Regions from separate parts of the Homo sapiens genome. Here region 1 is linked to region 2. A link is a loop called in an ENCODE intact Hi-C map of the cell type or tissue named here. Cell type or tissue: MCF 10A. All regions are shown on one strand. Each heading gives the region's core, and the rest is flanking DNA. Links, peaks and the distances in the headings are about the cores only. Region 1 has its middle 15 kb from the start of C13orf42. Region 2 overlaps FAM124A (family with sequence similarity 124 member A).

Region 1 (7,921 bases), core at 1,768-4,267, 160 kb before region 2:
TGTTATAAAGTGCTAGCTCAGCTGTTTTGTGCTTGAATTCCTGCCCACTACAAGTAGATTTGACTGATAGATCAAGCTAGAGCCTTATCAATTCCCCTGAAATAACCTGTGACCAGTCTTAAAATTGGATGGTAAATCCTCAGGGCCTTGTGGATCTCTATTCTGATTATTTCTTTTCTTCAGTTCTGTTCTTGTTTCTGATTATCATGTTAGAAACAATTTTTAAAACACCCACTGTTATTCTATCCTCACCAATCTTGTGGTGATCACTTCACCGTCATCTAAAGTCAAACCAAGAGGCGGGGGCAGTGCATGCTGAAAACAATGGGGGAGAAAGGAGATGTTCTGATAGCATTAGAAAGATGGATTGATACTTGTGGTCTGTTTTGCCCACTGCTGTATCTCCCTAGCTAATCCGTTTTCTTTGATCTTATCCAGAGAGCAAGCTAAGCCAAAACCACACGTGGTGAATGATTAACCAACGTACAAGGCAATCTGAAAAAAGTTCCTCCCCTCCCCCAGGGACCCTAGCACTGCTCATGGTTCTCACTCTTGTTACAGGTCGGTCAGGATGGGCTACTTTTGCTGTGACAACAAATAACTCCAAACTCTTATTGGCTTATTACACAGATTTCTTTCTCAATCATATTGCATATCTATTGCAGATCAGCTGGGGGCTCTGCTTAGCCTCTTGGGACTAAGGCTGACCCAAGCTTCATCTCAACAGATTGATCATGGCAGGGGGAAGACAGCATGGTGAATCATGGATCATTCCTAAACCTTCCAAATGCAAATTACACACATCACTTCTGCTCACACTTTGTGGACCAAAGCAAGTCATATGGTCTCTTCAAATTTCAAAGCAGGTGGGGAAATACAATCTTAGCATGTGCCTGGAGGAGAGCCAGAATATTTGTGAACAGCCCTAAAAATGCCTGTGCATCATCACGGTTTGTGTATTCAAACCATTTCTCCCTTTTAGTTCAATGTCAGCTCACATGGGGCAGGAATAAATTCTTCTACATAGTTCAATCTGCCTCTATCACCTAACCCAATTCCTGACACACCTCAAGTACTTACTATTTATTGAGCGCATGAATGAATAATTTGTCCCACATAATGGAAACCACCTTTGCAAAACTATAACTGAGAAAATTATGACAGTGAAAGATATCAGACTTAACTGAGCCCATCTTGCTTCTAACCTCTAAACAGTCCTTGTTCATCCCTGGGCGTAGTCTGAACTAGCCTTCGGAAGGAATTTAGTTTATAGTTTAAAGCTAAACTGTCCCCGTAAAACAAATGAAAAGCTACCAGCCACCAAGTTAGAATAAGAGGGGCTGGAATTCTAAATATTACCAGCCATTATTCCGGAGGTTATAAGATTTGCAACTTCCCCACTTACTCTTGAAGGTAACATCACTATTGTGAACCTAGGATCCACCTTTTGAGATGTCTTTTCCAGTTTTTGCATTTCTAACAACTGAATAACCCCACCTGAACCTGCCAACCAGTTCTGTGGCCCCACCCAGGAACTGACTCAGTATAAGAGAACAGCTTCGACTCCCTACAATTTCATCCCCGGGCCAACCAATCAGCACTCCAGATTCACTGGCCGACCCACCAAATTATCCTTAAAAACCCTGATCCCCAAGTTTCCGGGGAGACTGATTTGAGTAATAATAAAACTCAGGTCTCCTGCACAGCCAGCTCTGTGTGAATTACTATCTCTCTATTGCAATTCCCCTGTCTTGATAAATCGGCTGTCTAGGCTGCGGACAAGGTGAATCCACTGGGCGGTTACATAATGAGGAGGTAAATGTAGGAATTTAGGTGCTTTCAGGTTGTGCTACGTTGTTAGTTGTCAGCTTTTCATCACTTTCATCTGCTTCTCACTGAATCTTCCTTTCCTGGAATCTCCTGCCTTTTACAGGTTGAGCTCAATTTTCCAATGAGAGAAATTTGCCTAAGCTTTGGAAGACAGTGAAGAGAGGCAATCCTCCTCAGGTCATGGGGGCCACAGCAGACACAAGGTTCACAGTGGCATCTAGGCTTCTTATCAAGCACCAGGTTTGGTAGGAGGTTTTCCAGAGTTTCTTGAAAATTTTCGCAGCAGTTTCCTGGCAAATGTTAGAGAACCACCCACTTAGGTATTCGGTCTGACCTTCCAGCTGCTTCCATGACCTTCCAGCTGGTTTCACTCCCCCAGCTCTTGTTCCTTCATACAAACCCTAATTCTTAAATTAAACCTCGTTGTCCCCATAACACACAGAGTGGCTTTAATGCAGGGTCTTCCTTTATTTTTTCTGAGGGTTAAATGAATTTTTTTTTCCTTTTGGTCACACATCAAAGAAACTTGTTACATTTACTCTGTAAGCAAGCCCTCTATGTAAGGTTTACTAGTGTTTTTCTTCTCAAGTCTTAGCTGGAAAAAGGGCCTAAAGATCGTTTCAGAGCTCTAAAGGTACAGTACCTGCTAGCAGCCTGCCTTGCCTCTCCATTCATTAACAGCCTCTCTGCTGGGCGAAGGTGCCAGTCTTATCTGTGACAAGTAAATTAGGAACAGGTATAGCTATAGGTCATAAATCTTTCAAGGTTTGCAGGAAGATTGGCAAACGTGTCTATCCTGACCTATAATTGCATTATCTTCCCACTAAATTCTCAGCTCCCTAGTTTGCCCCTTTCAGCAAAGCATGTTATTTTCTTCTTCTTGGAAGGAACTTGAGTGAAACTGCTACTTCACATCAAATATTGGTGCCTGGTTCAGTTGAGGATTTTAGGGCATAGATTATGCTTGTCGAGAATGTATATTTTATCCCTACACTTTTAAACTCCCTTTGAGTGGAAAATGGCTGGCCCTTTCAATGCTGTAACTCAAAAAGCTGATGGAGAGAAGCCACACACCTCTCTAACAGTGCTGGGTGGATTAATCAATTGCTGAAAGTGAATATTAAAAAAATTCAAGACTCAGCATGATTCTCAGTGCTTGTGAAGAATCACTCAGGTCACTGTGGATGCCAGCACCAAGCTCCACCCCCCAGTGTCTACGAATCAACATCTACAGCACCTAGGCTTATCCTTTTAATCAATCAGCAAATATTTGCTGGGAGCTACTCTGTGCTCATCACTGCCCTGGGCTCTGTGAGGGTTTTCCTTGGACTGTTCCTTCTCTGTCTCCTTCACAGTTTTCTCTTCATCTATCAGGTCATTAAATAAATGCAATGACAACAGCTAACTGAGCTCTTAATATGGTGACTGTTTTCTCTCATTTGGCTGACCATGCGAGTCTTCTCAAATGCACCAGGGGGCAGCACGTCTGCAGGATCAGCCCTGGTCCTGCTCCGTGTGAATAGCAAAGCAAGGACAATCCACGCCATTACAATAACAGGTGCACCAAGATGGAGAGGAAGCCTGTCAGAATTAGTGAATGTATGCAAATTTCATGTGCCTGTGTGCCTACGTGTGTGGCCGGGTGGATGTATATTCACATCTTAAAAGTTGTGGCAAAGGCATTGCCACTATTTTGTTTAACATGCATTGAGCACCTACCATATGCCAAAACTGGTGCCACTTGCCTTAGTTTTTGTCTTTAATATGAAATTATTTATAATTAGCATTTTATATGAACAGCAGTGCCAATGAAATGCATTGAGGTGTATTTGTTTTGACACTGAAGTAAAATAAGCATTTCCCTCTAATCTGTTGACTGCCATTTAAATGGCTTATAAAGCACCTATTCTATTAAGAATAACATTTAAAATTAGTTACATTCAGGCAAAACTCTATCTTTAATGAGCTGGGGATGAGACAGAGACGCAGGAGGGCATATTAAAATTATTTCCTTGAAGTTAAAACATTCCAGAATTTACCTACAAATTTAAAAAGCATTACCTTCAGCTCCATTTGTTAAATTGTCCACATGCATCCAGGGTTCTGTGATGCTTTATTTGCAAACAGGATGTATTCACAAATGGAAGGTGCTAGGCAAAAAGGAAGCCCCTCACCAGGTCCAAAATAACTTCTGAGAGTGCTGCCTGCGTTGTCCTGGGCTGGGAAGTGGCTACCCAAGGACTGAGGGCCAGGGACGATGGGAGTGAATTACCAGGGGAGGTTCTTGCCCAAGACTGGGGGAGATGGTTGCCAGTTCTTTTTGATGGACCAAGGCCAATGCCACACCTGATTATTTCTGACAAATGAAGAATTCAATAGTGGTCAAGGGCCAGGTGTCTGAGGAATTTTAAAAGATGAGAGAAGGGCCTGGTGCAGTGGCTCACGCTTATAATCCCAGCACTCTGGGATGCCAAGGCAGGTGGATTCTTTGAGCCAAGGAGTTCAAGACTAGCCTGTGTAACATGATGAAACCCTTCTCTACAGAAAAGAAATACAAAAAGAGCTGGGCGTGGTGGCAGGCGCCTATAGTCCCAGCTACTCAGGAAGCTCAGGCAGGAGGATTACTTGAGCCAGGGAGGACAAGGCTACAGTGAGCTGTGATCACACCACTGCACTCCAGCCTGGACCACAGAGCAAGACTGTGTCTTAAAAAAATAAAAATAAAAAAATACGAGACAAGGCGGAAGAAATGGAAAGGGCCACAGAGAAGTTGTAGCCACATCTTGAAGGAATAACAACCAAGAAGGAATAACAACCAGCCTCAGTCTAGGCAATTTACCGACTCACTCAATCCTGATGATAGCAACGAGGAGGTAGATATTAGTATGACCATTCCCATTTTTCAGAAGGGAAATGGATTCACAGAAAGATTGTGTAACTTGTCCATAGCCATACAGCTAGTAGGGAAGCTGGATTTGAGTTCAGGCAGGCAGCTCAGGGTCCCTTTTTATCCTCTCTACTACCCTGCTTCTCTGTGTGTGAACCACAAGGAAGACTGGCTTATTAGTCAGTGGAACCTGACTCTGAAAACTTTATGAAAATAATTATGAGGCAAACACTGCAAAGTGTTACCTTCCATGAAATCTAGGTGGTGGGGGTCTTGGGTGTCCAATATATTACTTCCTCAAATTTTGAAATATGTTAATAATTTAAACAATTTATATGCCTATAAGACAATATAGTATAAAATTTACATTTTTAAAAAACTATACGTATTGAAAACATTACATTAAGTGAAATGAGCCAGGCACAAAAGAACAAATGCTGTATTATTCCACTCATTCTAGGTACCTGTCAGAGGTGTATGAACCAGAGCAACTCCATCTTGAATAGGGGCTGGGTAAAATGAGGCTGAGACCTAATGGGCTGCATTCCCAGAGAGTTAGTCATTCTAAGTCACAGGATGAGATAGGAGGTCGGCACAAGATACAGGTCATAAAGACCTTGCTGATAAAACAGCTTGCAGGAAAGAAGCCAGCCAAAACCTACCAACACCAAGATGGCAACAAGAATCACCTCTGGTCGTCCTCACTGCTACACTCCCATCAGCACCATGAGAGTTTACAAATGCCATGGCAATGTCAGGAAGTTATGGTCTAAAAAGGGGAGGCATGAATAATCCACCCCTTGTTTAGCATATCATCAAGAAATAACCATAAAAATGGGCAACTAGCAGCCCTTGGGGCTGCTCTGCCTATGGAGTAGCCATTCTTCCTTTCTTTACTTTCTTAAGAAGCTTGCATTCACTTTACTCTATGACTTGCCCTGAATTCTCTCTTGTGCGAGATCCAAGAACCTTCTCTTGGGATCTGGATTGAGACTGCATTCCAGTAATATCTTTCTGTTGAACCATGCAAGGGATGACACTGAGGAGAACCCCAACCTCAAGGAAATAGACGGCAGCACTGATGGGCCAACTTTGGGTAAGTGGGGTGCATATACCTGGGTAAAGGATGGGATTGGGTTACAGGCCCAACTTAGGGGAGTTAAAGTCTCTCCTAAGACAGAATGGGCTAAAGGCCCCACTCAATAAAAGGCAAGGACGCTTGACTGAACTTGGGTTTGAGACTCAGCATAGGAAGGTTAGAGTCCTTCCTAAGATTTAGGGGGTTAGAGACCCCTCTCAGTAAAGTCCCTCTCGGCTAAGAACAGATTTGGCACTATGGGATGTTAACTGCTATTCTCTTTGGATTAATCTGCCTTGCACTCTTTGCTGATGTTGTGATTCACTCAGGATGGTGGAAGAAATATTAAAGGGAAATATTAGGGAAAGTTATAGGAAATAGTCACAAACCTTTTGGAAGGCCGAAAGGTTACATAGCTTGTAATAACTGAAGAGACTGAAGGCAGCCAGTTCTTACTTTGGAGCATTAGGTCATAGGGTAAATACTAGGGACAATAGAGGCTTCCCCAGTTAAGTCTGTTTACCCTACCTCCATTAACTAACCTTTGAGCTAGATGACCCTCTCAGGTGGATGTCGACCAGGCATACTGCCCCCTAATGGTATTTACTTTAGACTGGGGTACCTGAGCTTTAATCATGCCTAGAACTACTCTCTTAACCATGTTAATTATCCGCAAGTGTCTTTACTCAAAGCTTCTGTTGTTAATTGTATACCAAATAAATGCCTGGAGTGTGAGCTGCTCAGGGCCAGCCGCAGTGACAAACCTCTCTTGCTGTGCAGGCAGTCAGACACTCAGCTGGACTGGCAAAACAGAATATCTGTGTGTCAGTGTACGTTTTATTCATCTGTCATTTGGGTCAGGGTCTGCAGGCAGACCCCCGCAGCTAATGCCCTCAAGTATGAGGAGCAATACCTCATGCTGGCAGCTGCCGGTGACAGAATTAGGCATGTACAGGATCATGGGACTTAGGGGGCTTTTTCCTCCCTGAAAAAGGAAACTTGAGAGCTGATGGGATGGCTGGAAAAGATCCCTTCATGACCGACAAGGGACCGCCTGAAGATCCCTTCATGACTGACAAGGGATCACCTGAAATTTTGATTCAGTGTCGGCCACAATGGGCATGTCTTTCTCTGGCTTCCCTGAGTGCCTCGCCTTCCCCACCCTGCCACAGACAATGCTTTTCTCCCTTCCCTTTCCTTTCTTTCTCTGTGCAAACCAGTTGAACGCACGACAAAAATCATTGTTTATCTCCTCTATAAAGTTTTGGTTAATAGAAAAAAGGATTTGTGAGCCTAGTCTTAAGCTGTAGTGAATCTGGTGTGCTTTGTGTGTCTTTCTGTATTGTTCTGTCATAAAGAGGGGTACCTTAGGATAGAACATGGCCTTAGAACCCATAAGCCTACTCTTCAAGATGGCCTAGTAAACTGGTCAGTTATAAACTTTGCTGCAGATGCATGAAAAAAATAAACTGGATGGGGTTTCCCTCCTGTCTTCTATGTCCTTGGGAACCATGTGGCCTTGCTTTCTCTTTTCACAATGGCAGCCCGGGTTCAGGGTTCAATTCCTGGCTTATGGAATGAGTCCTTTACCTGCTGAATGTCTGTGTATTTGTATGTGTTGTGTGTGTGATATGAAAGAGCTTTGATTAATTGGTTTAAAAATAAGTGCTTAAATAAAATATTTTTTCAGAAAAGTAAAAAGTGTAATGCCTTTTAGTTCACATGACTTTAGTAATCTTTGGGAAATAAAAACAGCCTTAAAGATTATTGGTAAAACAAAGACATTTGGTCTAAATTATGCAGTCAGATATTAAGTTTGCTAAATGCTTTAAGGTCATAAACTGCTTCTTTGACTTTTGAAAATTGTTCAATTTATTTTGGAGCATTAGATTCTAGATAAGGCCTGGGAACATGTGAAATTAGCGTGCCCCCTATCTATGCAAAGAAGGTTATAAAGAAAAGAGATTTTATATAAGAAAGGATTTTGTATGGTAAATTCTTGTCCTAAAGTAAAATGACTGGTTGTTTAAAAAGAGGGATGTTTAGGACAAGTCAGAAAGTCAAAGCAGGTTGTAGATGGTCTGTGTACATTGTAAAAGAATTTATAAAGGGGATTTATGCAAGAA
Region 2 (7,921 bases), core at 2,643-5,142:
TTGTAATGTAATATTCTGCTCTAATTTAAATTTTTAAAAATATAGTCTCCTAATTCAGGATAAGGAGTAAGCAAACTTTCTGAAAAGGGCTAGATAATAAGTATTTTAGGCTTTGCCAGTCATATGGTCTCTTGCAGCTACTCAACTCTGCCACTGTAGTATGAAAGCAGCCATGAGTAATATGTTAATGAATGGGAATGGCTGAGTTCCAATAAAGCTTTATTTTTTTTTTATTTGAGACGGGGTCTTGCTCTGTTGCCCAGGCTGGAGTGCAATGGCGCAATCTCAGCTCACTGCAAGCTCTGCCTCCTGGGTTCAAGCCATTCTCCTGCCTCAGCCTCCCAAGTAGCTGCGACTACAGGTGCGCACCACAATGCCTGGCTAATTTTTTGTATTTTTAGTAGAGACAGAGTTTCACCATGTTGGCCAGGTTGGTCTCAAACTCCTGACTTCGTGATCCACCCACCTTGGCCTCCCAAAGCACTGGGATTACAGGCATGAGCCACCATTCCCAGCCAATAAAACTTTATTTACAAGAACAGCTGGTGGGCCAGATTTGGCCCAAGGGTCATAGTTTATTATCCCTTGAGCTAGGCTGCTGCCTGAGGTTGATTCAACATCCCAGCTCCAGTCAACAACAAAAATTCTAAGTCTCCCGCCTAATGCTGCTGTGGTGTGTCATGCCAAAAAAGTGGGCTACTCAGGTTAGACCAATGACTTCAGAACCACAGGGCTCAGAACAGGAAGGAGCTTCTTTCTGCAGAGCTGATTCCTGGAAAGCCACCAGCACTCCACCTTCTGCCCAGAAATGTGATTCAGTCAATAGCTGATGAGGAAAAGCAACCTGCAAACATTAGGAAGAAGGAGAAAAATAATTCAGAGGTGATGATACCACCTCCAATGAACAGGGAAGCAAGTTCATCAGTAACAAAAGTCAGTGAGGCAAAAAAAAAAAAAAAAAAAAAAAAAAAAGGCTAATGGCCGAGGGCTGGCTCCTTCTTTCTCCCTAATCAGTGTCCTTATTTCAGTGTGCTCACATGCTCGCCTAGGACTGCTTTAGAGTACAACTCTGGACCCGCCCTCATCACAGTCCAATCTACCAAACTGAGTGACCCTAAAGGACATCATAGACAACATTTGAAAGCAAGAAATGCAAAATGTTCCCATAGCATCAGGTGAGCAGGGAGAGGATGCCCACTGTAGACCACATGGAAATGGCAGTCCCTCCACGGAGAGGGAATCACAGGAACACATTTACCAAAGCCTTCCCTTCCATTCCTGGCCATTCCAGTAGCATCTTCCTCATCCAGAAGGGCTTCCAATACTCTCTGGAGGATCCTGACTCGTTTGGAGTATTATCCTTGTAAAAGATGCTGGCACATTGTAGGTGCTCAATAAATGTGTTCAATTGAAAAATATTGAGGTTGTCTCATAAATTATATCTATGTATTAGGCTCTGTAGTGTAAGAAGTCTAGATTGTAGCCCTGGTTTTTTGTCGCTTAATGGAACCGTGTCTCTTGTTTCCTTGGCCTTACGCTTCCTCCAGCATTGCCAGGGAGGGGATGTGTTGGTAAGTGCTCTGGTTGAGTTACATCCCATCCCTCATTTGCCTCTTTTCCAAGTAAGATCCCCTCAACCCCAAATTACTGCTCACGGTCCCACTTTGGCCTACACTAAACACCACCTAGTGTCTGCTTTAAAGAGCAAATCTTTCTCTGTCTGTCCCCAACTCACCTGGCAAGTCCTACAGAAATCATCTTGGGTCACCTCAACTGGTTAAAAGGAGCATAAGAGGAACTGGTGGAAGCAGTGGGTGAGCCACTGCAGAGACTTTTGTGACATGGGAGGGTTGATGTGTGCTTGAATAAATTGGGTTTTAGTAGTGGCTGCTCCTTGAGCCTCCGGGTCTGAGGGCAGGGGAACAGTCACAGCAGAGTGAACTGGACTGTACCACCCAGTGCGTTCCCAGGTGAGACTACATGTTTACTTTACTTAGAATGAGCTCCCGGCCACAAATAAATCAGGAGAAACGGAGGTATCTTCCTACCTCCCTATTTTCCTTTTTTTTTTTTTTTTTTTTTTTTGAGACAGGAAGGATATCACTGTCACCCAGGCTTAGTGCGGTGGCACAATCATGGCTTACTGCAGCCTCAACCTCCCAGGCTCAAGTGATCCACCCACCTCAGCTTTCTGAGTAGCTGGGACTACACATGCACCACTATGCCCCACTAATTTTTTATTTTTTGTAGAGACAGTCTTGCTATGTTGCCCAGGCTGGTCTCAAACTCCTGGACTCTAACCCTCCTCCCACTGCAGCCTCCCAAAGTGCTGGGATTACAGGCATGAGACAGAGCGCCCGGCCTATCTTTCTACTTTCTGTAGATGAATTAGTGCTCCAAACTGTCAGCCAAGAGGCATCTGAATAGATTCATTGAATTCCTGTAAGATTTTTAAGGGCAATAAAACCAACTGTGGACAGCTTCTCCCTCCTCATACCCTCAGACCGGTATCAGTGACCAGTTCTGACCAGTGATCCCTGGGTATGAATTTCAGGAGAGAAGTAGGAATAGCTGAATAGTCACCCTCTCCTTCTCCGCCCCAGGCCACATGGCTCCATGTGCTCATCATTTGTAGGGTTCTGCTTCTCTTGCATTCCTGAGAAATACAATTGATCAGATACTACAGAGGCTTCAGAAAATAGCATGAGAAGCTGACATGAATAAATTGCGTTCTCAAGGGAAACACCTTTTGACACACTATTATTATAACAAATGGAACCACAAAGGGTCAGGAACCTGAATTTAAAGATTATATATAAGTACATTCTTCCACCTTTTACTGAAGGCTTTTTCTAGTCTTGGGCACAGAGGTCTATTTACAAAGTGGCTTTAAAAGATCTGATTTCCCTGAGTGAATAATGGAGGCAAACATGAATGGTAATGTCGGCAGGCTTGGGTCTTTTTAACAATTTCCATCTTAGAGGGCTGAGGACCCGTGTCCAGTGATGTGCCCACTATAAGGAACAACACACTCATTTCAGACTGAAGTCACTAGAATACACGGTGAAGGCAAAAAGACCCCTTCTGGGTCCCACTGACAACCTCCATGAACTCTGTGATGAGGGTGTCGCCTCCTGTTATCTGGGATGGTGGCATAGAAAAATGGAGCTGTAGGCCAGGTACGGTAGCTCACACCTGTAATCCCAACAGTTTGGGAGGCCGAGGTGGGTGAATCACTTGAGGTCAGGAGTTTGAGCTCAGCCTGGCTAACATGGTGAAACCCCTTCTCTACTAAAAATACAGAAATTAGCTGGGCATGGTGGCACACACCTGTAATCCTAGCTACTTGAGAGGCTGAGGCAGGAGAATTGCTTGAACCTGGGAGGCAGAGGTTGCAGTGAGCTGAGATCACACCACTGCACTCCAGCCTGGGTGACAAAGCAAGACTCCATCTCAAAAAAAAAAAAAAAAAGAAAGAAAAATGGAGCTGCTTCACCATGCCCCACTGCCCTGTTCTGGCTGGGAGTGGTCCATTTGAGACATTTGAAATATTGATCTTATCAATTGAGCACCTGAAAGAGGCTGCCTGACTCCCTTAGATCAGCCTTGCTCAGTCCCTAAAGCTAAACCCAGAGCATTTTGGATTGGAGTCACTCTGAATGTGTGTGGCACAGCCCAAGAACCGGCCGGCTAGCTAAACAGAAACGCTTTCAAGCCAAATCGCATCCCTGAAGGTGGCTGTGGGGAAGCTTTGGTGCCACCTGGTGGCCGCTGTGCCCGGGAGGGTCACTGAGTGCCCTTTTCATTGAAGAAGCCTCCACCTGGATGAACTTCACTTTATTATCCTGCATTTAATTTTTTAAGCTGTTTATGTCTACAAAGGATTGAGGCAATTTAATTTCCAAATGAAACAACACAATGCAAATAGTAAAGCAGGCCCCCAAAAAGGAGTCTACAACTATGTCCACCGTAAAGAAAAATGTAACTGCTACAGCAGTTTCCTGGAATTTCCTGGAAGCCAGAGCGAAAAGGGAAAGAGATGAGTAGCTGTCTAGTTCTCATTTACGATTAAAGAATCTAGGCCAGGTGCGGTGTCTCACGCTTGTAATCCCAGCACTTTGGGAGGCTGAGGCGGGTGGATCACGAGGTCAGGAGATAGAGACCACCCTGGCAACACAGTGAAACCCCGTCTCTACTAAAAATACAAAAAATTAGCCGGGCGTGATGGCGGGAGCCTGTCGTCCCAGCTACTCGGGAGGCTGAGGCAGGAGAATGGCTTGAACCCGGGAGACGGAGCTTGCAGTGAGTGAGCCGAGATCGTGCCACTGCACTCCAGCCTGAGCAACCGAGCGAGACTCCGTCTCAAAAAAAAAAAAAAAAAAAAAAGGAATCTAGAAACACTGTCTTCTTTCATTGTAATTTAAGTTTCCTCAACACAGTTCCTCAGAAAAAAACAAGTTTTTCTTAGCACAGATTTCTAAAATCTCTTTCTCACCAGGGGATTTTCATTAGGGATTTTCTCTGTAGGGTTACTAATTTGGACCAAGTCTTGGGCTTTCTTGCTTGGGGGACAGAATCAGCAACAGCTGGAGGAGACAGCGCACCCACAGCTTGTGGGTGAGGCTCCCTAGACATCCTTCTCCGGCCGCACTGTGCAGCAAGGTGGAAATTTCTCTCAGCAGAAAGCCTAGAGGGCTGGGCTTCTCCAATGCTCTTGAGGCCGTATCTGTAGAGTTTAGAAACAGAAGGGCCGATAATAAGGTTGCTTCCCTTTCTGAAGCTAACCTTGCCCCTGTTCAACCAAGGCCAGAAGCGTCTACTACCTCCCCAGGTTTCCTCATCACATAAGATGTGTCAGATCCTAATGAGGTAAGAAGCAAGAGGAGACTAAAGAGTAGGCTGGATTGACTGCCGGGGGCGTAGCTCTTAGCAGTGGCCTGAAGACTGAAAATGCAGCCTGTCAGAACAGAGGAAACTGAGGTGCAGCGGGAGACTCCTCAACCTATTTCTACTCCAAGAGTTATGTTCCACTTCCTGCAAAATGAGCCTCCTGTGCCCGATATGAGCTAAATCACCTCATGCCAGGGCCTCTGAAATTCTCCTTGGCCATAAAGCTCTGTGGCTGTCTGGGCCTGTGTTCATCACCCGAGCTGGTTCTGCACTCCTGCAGTGACCTCTTTGGTCATTTGGTCATTTCAGAGCTCACTGCCCCCTACCCCCACAATGGCTTCCCAGGAGTATTCCCTCTGGCCAGCTTTACCCTTGCTGGAAATGGTGAACTGGCTGCAGCTGTGGAGGTGAGCGCCTGGGAATCTGGCAGCAGGCTCAGGACTGTGACCTGACCACCTGTGGCCCACCCAGGGAATTCTGCATGGTCACATTCTGTTCACCTTTGCTCCAAATTCAGTACACACTGGAGCTTTCCATTTGGAGGACACTGGCTTTCCTTTCCCATCCTGCATGGGCCTGGCCTCTCTTGCACATTCAGCCACACTTTCCTGGGTGCTAGACCTGAATTTTCAGCTTCCTGCAATATACCCATGACTTGGGGTTTTCCTGTGCCACCAAATCCACGCCAAACCACCACACACACCCCTACACCAATAAGGAGCATCTCCATCTCCTCCATCTCCTCCTCCTCCTCCATCTCCTCCTCCTCCTCCATCTCCTCCTCCATCTCTCCTCCTTCTCCTCCTCCTCCATCTCCTCCTCCTCCATCTCCTCCTCCTCCTCCTCCATCTCCTCCTCCTCCTCCTCCTCCATCTCCTCCTCCTCCTCCTCCTCCATCTCCTCCTCCTCCTCCTCCATCTCCTCCTCCTCCTCCTCCATCTCCTCCTCCTCCTGCTCCCCCCCCCACCTCGCCTTCTCTCTCATCATTCACATTCGAAAATGAAGAGTGAAGCACCAAGATAGCCCAATGGAGAGAAGCAGGGCTTTGGGGTCACACGTATCGGACTTTGAATCCCACCCAGACTTGCTAGCTGTGTGACCCTAATCAAGCTATTCCATTTCTCACTCTTGGGTTCCTCATTTGCAAAGTGGGAGGAGTAGGGTGCAGTAAGTGAGGTACATGCCTCAGGGGCAAAACTTAAGAGGGTTCCCAAAACCTCATTCATTAAGATTAATATTACTTTTGAACTCCTAGAAGTAAAAAGTAAAACAGAGGATACTAGAGGCTGGGAAGGTTAGGGGGAAAGGAGGGAAGGGGAGAGATTTGTTAGAGGACACGAAATTATAGCTAGACAGGAGGAATAAGTTCTAGTGTCCTGTATCACTGCAGGATGACTCTAGGTAACAATATTATGTAGTTTTAAATCACTAGGAGGGGGATATTGAATGTTTCCCACACAAAGAAATGATAAATGTTTGAGATGACGGATATGTTAATTACTCTGATCACTATAGATTATAGGGATCCAAACATTACTACGTACCCTATGATATGTACAATTATTTGTCAATTTAAAAATAAACTAAAAAAAGAGATTATTAATAATAACATTTTAAGGAATGAAGCCTTCTTCATAGGGTCATTCTGAAGAATAAATGAGATCCAGAGGCAAAGTCTGGCACAATGAGCTGTCATTTCCAACTTTCATATTAGCAAAGGTTTTGAAGATAATGCTCCATGATGTTTATTCATGGTTTTTAGCATGGGAAAGAACTGTAGCCATAGATATATCAGTAGCCTTAAAAATGCTTATGTCAGGTAGGGTGTGGTGGCTCACGCCTGTCATCCCAGCATTTTGGGAGGCTGAGGCAAGCCAATCGCTTGAGCCCAGGAGTTTGAGACCAGCCTGGGCAACATGGTGAGACTTCATCTCTACTAAAAATTAAAAAAAAAAAAAATTAGCCAGATGTGGTGGTGCATGCCTGTGGTCCCAGCTACTTGGGAGGCTGAGGTGAGAGGATCACCTGAGCCCCAGGAGGTCCAGGCTACAGTGAGCCTTGATCATGCCACTGCACTCTGGTCTGGGCAACAGAGTAAAACACTATCTTAAAAAAAAATGCTTATGTCTGATAATTTAGTTTCTGGGAGACTATCCCAAGGAAATTATCCAAAGCAGAGGTAAATACTTATACACTTGTTTGTCGCAGTACAATTTATAATAGCAAGCCATTGGGGAACAACCTGAATGTGCAGTACATTCATAAGAAAGAAAAGTAAATGAGGTGCCCAGGAAATGGAATATTATACAACCATGACAAATAATGCTTCAAAGCATGTTTAATAACAAAGGGAAAGCTTGACATAACTTTAAGCTTTAAAACATCAGGATAGAATGTTAAATATAATAAAATGCCCTTGACCATGTAAGATACTGTAGAAAAAATAGATTGTAAAAAAGTGTGTCAAAGGAGGATGGCTTTTGCTTCTGGGTGGTAGAAGCATGGATGGTATCTCTTCTTTTTCATTTTCCTTTTTGAACTTGACATCTTATATGATAAACATTTATTAATTTTATAATTAAAAGGTAAAGATAATAAAACTGGGCTGGGCACTGTGGCTCTTGTCTGTAATCCCAGCACTTAGGGAGGCTGAGGTGGGAGGAGTTTGAGACCAGCCTGGGCAACAGAGTGAGACCCATCTCTACAAAAAATATTTAAAAACTGGCCGGGCATGGCAATGCATCCTTGTAGTCCCAGCTACTTGAGAGACTGAGGTAGGAGGATCACTTGAGCCCAGGAGTTTGAAGCTGCAGTAAGCTATGATGGTACCACTACACTCCAGCCTGGGTGACAGAGTGAAACCCTGTCTAAAACAAAAATGAAAACCTGGAGAACCCTAGCCCCCTTTGAGTGTTCTGCACCTTCACATCACATCACATCTGTCCCCTCCATCTCATTTGTCCTCTCCAGGTTTTGTGTGTTGTGTGTTTCTGCTCCTTCCTTTCCCTCCCACCTTAGTTACACAGGTGGG

The links. A loop is a pair of places that touch in the nucleus more often than their neighbours do. Peaks named below come from ENCODE experiments on the same cell type or tissue, not always from the same donor. Only the 100,000 strongest peaks of a DNase experiment are listed, where the experiment ranks them.
Region 1: it touches region 2 in a loop (19-fold over the local background); 61 of 110 quality-filtered maps call a loop at or near these places.

Annotation. Positions count from the first base shown.
Region 1 is chr13:51,122,629-51,130,549 of GRCh38, forward strand. It overlaps a transcript of C13orf42 not described here. Among named protein-coding and RNA genes, the nearest start is that of C13orf42, 15 kb to the left of the region's middle. RefSeq lists a silencer at 3,210-3,259. In MCF 10A, for the core only: a CTCF peak has its summit at 3,320 (motif pointing right); a DNase peak (open chromatin) is centred at 3,303.
Region 2 is chr13:51,282,824-51,290,744 of GRCh38, forward strand. It overlaps FAM124A (family with sequence similarity 124 member A), which reads left to right. Exons shown (of 4, transcript NM_001242312.2): 4 at 1-1,416. Among named protein-coding and RNA genes, the nearest start is that of SERPINE3, 53 kb to the right of the region's middle. In MCF 10A, for the core only: a CTCF peak has its summit at 3,790 (motif pointing left); a DNase peak (open chromatin) is centred at 3,738.